Regions from separate parts of the Homo sapiens genome. Here region 1 is linked to region 2. The links are chromatin loops, found by intact Hi-C in ENCODE. Cell type or tissue: PC-3. All regions are shown on one strand. Each heading gives the region's core, and the rest is flanking DNA. Links, peaks and the distances in the headings are about the cores only.

Evidence for each region. Peaks named below come from ENCODE experiments on the same cell type or tissue, not always from the same donor. Only the 100,000 strongest peaks of a DNase experiment are listed, where the experiment ranks them.
Region 1: it touches region 2 in a loop (5-fold over the local background); 1 of 110 quality-filtered maps calls a loop at or near these places.

What each region holds. Positions count from the first base shown.
Region 1 is chr15:58,037,716-58,040,636 of GRCh38, forward strand. The region is part of intron 1 of ALDH1A2 (aldehyde dehydrogenase 1 family member A2); the gene reads right to left. Among named protein-coding and RNA genes, the nearest start is that of ALDH1A2-AS1, 26 kb to the right of the region's middle. In PC-3, for the core only: no CTCF peak of the experiment used is centred there; a DNase peak (open chromatin) is centred at 1,246; H3K27ac peaks cover 2,219 bases.
Region 2 is chr15:57,971,814-57,974,734 of GRCh38, forward strand. All of the region lies in intron 7 of ALDH1A2 (aldehyde dehydrogenase 1 family member A2), which reads right to left. Among named protein-coding and RNA genes, the nearest start is that of ALDH1A2-AS1, 92 kb to the right of the region's middle. In PC-3, for the core only: no CTCF peak of the experiment used is centred there; no DNase peak of the experiment used is centred there.

The sequences.
Region 1 (2,921 bases), core at 198-2,697, 66 kb after region 2:
CTGGAAGTGTGCAATTCCTTGGGTAGCATCATCCCTATATGTGTACTTAAGCCAAAAGGTTCTAAGAAGCCATGCAAATTAAAGCAGAAATAAAGATAAGAGGTCCCTGGCAACCAGCAGTCTTTGATCCACCTAGACAATGTATAAAAAGGACTTTGATATCAGTTGAACTCAAAAAGACACACTTTGTGTTTTTTTTAGTAACACACATCGTAATCTATCTCCCTTGAGATTAATGTGTCTCTGTCCAAGTTTGCTAACATCTGTTAAACTCAGTTTTCCCCCGTGGGGCCTTCCCCTTCTTTTTTTCTCTATCTTCCTGCCTCTTGAAATCTACATCTCTGAAATCATGGGATATGTCTCTTAAGCTATGGGTTTCCCTGGTCTCTTCCTACTAACACCCTCTTCCCCTCCCTCCCTACTTCCTTCCCTTCCTTTCTTATCTCTTTCAACAGTATTTACTCAGTGTCTTCTCTATTCTAGGCATTGTATTTGCTGGAGTCTCCTTAAATTTCTGTATTTTCTTTCTTCTCCAGGCCAAGTAAATTATGTCTTTCAGTCTAAGTATCTTCCTATCTCTAGGAGATGATCCAAGGAGTCAAATAGCCTTATCCCAGGGATAAGGATATTTCTGTGCCAGTCATCCCAAGAGACAGAGGCCACTGCTTTCATGTACAGCATAAAAACACACCCAAATAATTTTTAAGGGAAAATAAATGGCTCCCATGAGTGATCCATTTGTAGAAAACAGACTTGGCTAAAACAGACCCAGTTACGTGTAATCAGGGTACCTACCTATTCTACTGTCCCAGAATTCCCATATCTGTCTCTTGACATCTGTTTTAGGAAAAACAGTAAGAAACAACTAACTGGTCTGATCAGCCTTGACAGAGGCAAGCTGAATCACAGCATGTGTTCCTCTGCTGAAGCAACATGACATTAAAGCCAAATACACACCAATGTCAGTTGTGACACAGTCCCAAATTGGAAGAAATTAAACTTGCCATCAATATTGTGGTAGAAGGCAATGGGAATTGCTACTGGTAATGGTTAATGTTCATTTCTTCCTGTTCCACTTTCTATAAACAAGGTAATGCCTATACAAGCTCATTACTGTAAACTGAGCACATTTAAATTGGCAGTAAAACCAGAGTATTTACTCTAGTGCACATATAAAGTGCCTCATCCAATGTTTTGGAAACGTTTCAAGTTTTGAAACCAAGCAGCTGGCAGCTTTACAAGCCAAACCTTACACTTAAATCATTCACTCTGGAAAGTTTTTTGGTGTCCTGTGTCAGGTAGTACCATTCAGCAGACATTCATTCCCCCACCCCTTGAATTCTTTTGCAATAAGTTTGCATTCATGGGGCTCTTATAACTCTTCCAGCACCACAGACTCCAATGGCTGTTGATTAAATGTATATATCCTGTGCATTTAATCTGACTTTCATTATGGCCACTTCATAAAACCGCCACAGACTGGACAAGCGATGACACATAGCAAGAACCTGGAATCCCTGCAAAGTCTCAGATTAGTTTTTTTTTTCTCCTTCTTTATTAATAGTGACCATTCTGTGGCCTAGCTCTAAATCAGCAAAAGTATTTGACAGCAAATGTTCCTATCTATGGATTATATATAACCCGTCCTAAACACCAGATGAAAAAGGGATAACCCCGGGAAAGGAAGGGCTTGCTTCCATGTAAATCATGTTACAAATTGGACAACACCCAGAGAGTTCATTGTTCAACCTCAATTGTGAAGGCCATTCCCATTTACTATCCCCCTGGAATCGATGTTAATTAAGGCAGGCTGAGACCATAAATCAGCTTGGGAGTTTTACAATGTAATTCAGCATTAAGCATATATATTTAAATAAAAAGTAACTGATTAACCACTAGAGTTTTTCCAGAAGTTGCTGAGGCCATTTCTTTATAATAGAGACATGTCACCTTTCATTTTTGTGAAGAGAGGAAAGAAATATTGTCTTCTAAAAAGGTGAGTTAGGGCTAGTTAAGTGACTCACAACATTGATTATTAAGAGGAAGGGAGGAGCTGAAAAGAGAAAAGAAGAGAACAAAAAGGGAGGGGAGTCACATGCAAAAGGAGAGGAAGTTGGCATGTTTGTCCTAGCTCCCTAGAAGTCATTAATTCTTCCTTTATTTGCAATCATTTCTTAGTCACCTATTATATGGTAGGCACTGTGCTAGGCATTGGAAGATATAAAAAAGTAAATGATAATCAGCCCCCTGCCCTTGAAATAAGTGTTCAGTACTGTGGTGGGGGAAATCAACAGTCACGGTTCTAATAATAAAATTTGGGAACAACATTCACAAGCACTTATTGAATACCTACTATGAATATGCTCCAAAGATAATATATTTTATATTCTAATTGTATAAAATATCAGAGAGGCAATTTGTGTGTCTTAAAGAATTCCAGCCAAAGCAACCACACCTGCCTGACAGAAGCCAACAGAACACCTCTCTGCATATTCTGACGAAGTGGCCTTCATCAAAGAAAGCACTGGCTCTCTGAATCCACAGCTGAAGAGGCAGAATTGTTTGATAAGTACATTCTTTCTCAAGAGCTGTGCTAATAGAACACGTTTACTCAGGTCCAACTATACGATGAATCATAAAACAACCTGCAGACAGATAATCTAGGGAGCAGAATTTCCTCTAACCCAAAGTACATGGATAACACACATTCAGTAAGTAATTCAGATACAACGAACGTTATGAGGGGCCCACTATGTACTGTGAACTTTCACCATTTCATTTCATCTAGATAACAAATCTACGATGTAGGCATTATTTCCTGTCTAAAGGAATAAGCTAAAGTTTATGATGTAAATCCAAGTTCACACCACAAATAATTGACAGGGCAAAAAACTTGAACCTTTCCTCTCAACATCTATGGC
Region 2 (2,921 bases), core at 228-2,727:
TCCTTGGCCCAAGCAATCCCGCCATTCAGCCCCTTGAATAACTGGGGCTACAGGTGCACACTACCAAGCCTGGCTAATTTATTTTTTATTTTTTTTTGCAAAGACTGGGGCTTGCCATCTTGCCCAGGCTGGTTTTGAACTCCTGGGCTCACACGATCTTCTGGTCTTGATCTCCCAAAGTGCTAGAATTATGGGCGTGAGCCATCGTGTCCAGCTAATGTTATTGTTGATTGAGCACCTATTCTGTCTACTTGTTTTCACAAACATTATTTTATTTAATCTTCATGACAAAACTGGGAGGCAGGAATTATTATTCTATTTTATAATTGGAAAAAAAGACAAGACAAGACTCACAGAGGTCAAGAAATGACTTGCAAACAGGCACCCACTGAGTGGCAGAGCCAGGACTGGTCTCAGAATGTGCACACCAAGCCTCAGGCTCTTCTCCCTCCTCTTCTCCAGACCTTCTCCTGGGAATTGGTTCCCCTTTGCTGTGAGTAGCATTTTGACAGTTAAATGCATCATCTACCACTAACATGTTCAACTGCCTTGTACACTTAGCCATCCTTTTGTTACATAAGACTCTATTTCAGGTAAGCTTTAAAAATCAAGGTTTTGATTGTCTTGGTCTGCTTTGATAGGAAAAAGCATGGAGTAGTCAAGCCAAAAGTACTCTATGTCCCATTAACTAGGTGAGCTAAAGGGATCAACACCTTAGGACCTGCTCAAACTCAGCCTGAGTTTTGGGGAGAAAGCTAACTGCAGAATCTTTGACTTAGCATAGTTAGAGAATAAATCATGGAATCTCATCCAGCAGGCAGAGACTATACCATACTTATTCTTCAGTCTTCAAGTTTTAAGAATTTTTTAAAAAGAGAAGTTTTATGCTAATAGTTTAAAACCTACACAACCAAAGGTTTTTCCACATGAAACTGGTTTTTTCAATATTTTCATGACATTCAAACTGGTATTTTTAAATAAAATACTGAATGATTCACGAATGGACTCACACAACCTTAGAAAAAGGCCTATTAGCTGTTTATAGCTAAAACTGTAGCAAGCCACCTCCCCTAACCTAAAATGAGGGGTGAAGCTAACTAGGAGAGAGCTGACCTGATTCATGACTCAAGCAGTAGAGATGGTGCTTGTATCATGCAACATGACATTTATCTCACTTAGGAAATAAAAGAACCCCAGCTGCGTAAATTAGAATGAGTGATAATACAGCTGTTAGCTACAAACATTTGTTTGGCACGAATCAATCTGGACTCTGCTGTAGTTTGCTTTGATGGTCTCTCCACTATCTTGCTGCTAATGATGAGATCATTGTTTGTTAACCTGAGTAAAGAAAACACTATACCAAGCAAAATGCATATTGTTTTCCTGTACTTTATTGAAGTTGTTTATTGACTTGTGTTTATAAGAGCTCTTTTATATTTATTAAATATTTACATGCACTGCTTATGTATTTAGCTGCATAAGGAGAAATTAATCCCATCTTTAATCTGAGTAAAGTTGTTGGCTTTCTAAAGGCCTTTTGCTTTAGTAAAATGGAAAGCAGCCACCTCAAATAAGCTTCTTCTTGTTAACTGTTCCAGACACTTTGTAATGTACCAATAGGTCCCATCTCCCTAAGGTAATCACAGCAGAAGCCATGTTCTAATCCATATTTAAGTGACATGTTCACTCTGGAAGAATCTATACAACTTCTCAGGTAGCCTGCAAAGTTAGAATAAATGGATAAAGAAGTAAATAACTACAGCTGAAAAGGGGTTTGGGGATTATGTGATCGTTTGATTTGCCTGTGAAAATTCTCCATCCACCACTACTAATATGGAAATTACAAATTGGCTTTTATATTCTAGACAAATGCCGCTCTCCCTTAAGTCCTTTAGTGTCTGCCAATAATGTCATTCCAGAGAAGAAACTAAGAGATAACCTAGAAGTCACGGGATTAGTTCCCCTCCAAATGAATGTAAGCCTCTCTACAGAGAGAGAAGAATCAAATGTAGATTCTGTTAGAAAGTTTAGCTGAAAACTTGCTCTATTCACACTGTAATAGGCTACTTAATATTTTAACTATTCCTAAAAGCAAAACAATTCAAAGACCCACCTTCCACCCTATTCTCTTTCCCAAATTCTCCCTTCTCTCTCTCTCTCTCAGTTCCCTATTGAATATCTCAGTATTGGAAGATTGCATAGGTAGTTGTTAATGTTTTATTTGTGAAGATAAAAAAATTCCTGTTGTTATAAAGCTATAATAGTCAAAATAATGTGATACTTGCGATGCAACAGTCACACAGATTACTGAAACAGAACAGAGAGTACAGAAATAGACCCATATAGGGCCGGGCGCAGTGGCTCATGCCTGTAACTTTGGGAGGCCAAGGCTGGTGGATCACGTGGTCAGGAGATCAAGACCATCCTGGCTAACATGGTGAAACCCCATCTCTACTAAAAATACAAAACATTAGCTGGGCAAGGTGGCGGGCGCCTGTAGTTCCAGCTACTTGGGAGGCTGAGGCAGGAGAATGGCATAAACCCGGGAGGCAGAGCTTGCAGTGAGCCAAGATCGCGCCACTGCACTCCAGCCTGGGTGACAGAGCGAGACTCCATCTCAAAAAAAAAAAAAAAAAAAAAGAAAGAAATAGACCCATATAAATATGGAAAATTTATGCTTGAAAAAAGCAAGCATCACAAAGGCAATTCAGTGGAGGCAGGGTAGTCTTTTCAAGAAATGGTGCAGGAACTATTGTCATTATCCATCTATCTAGCACTTGGATCCTTACCTCTCAACATACACAAAAGTTGAAGTAGATCATAGGCCTAAATGTAAAACACAAAACTATAAAATTTCTAGAAAAAAAGCATATGAGAAAGTCTTTGTGATCTTATGTTAGGCAAAGATTTCTTAGATACCA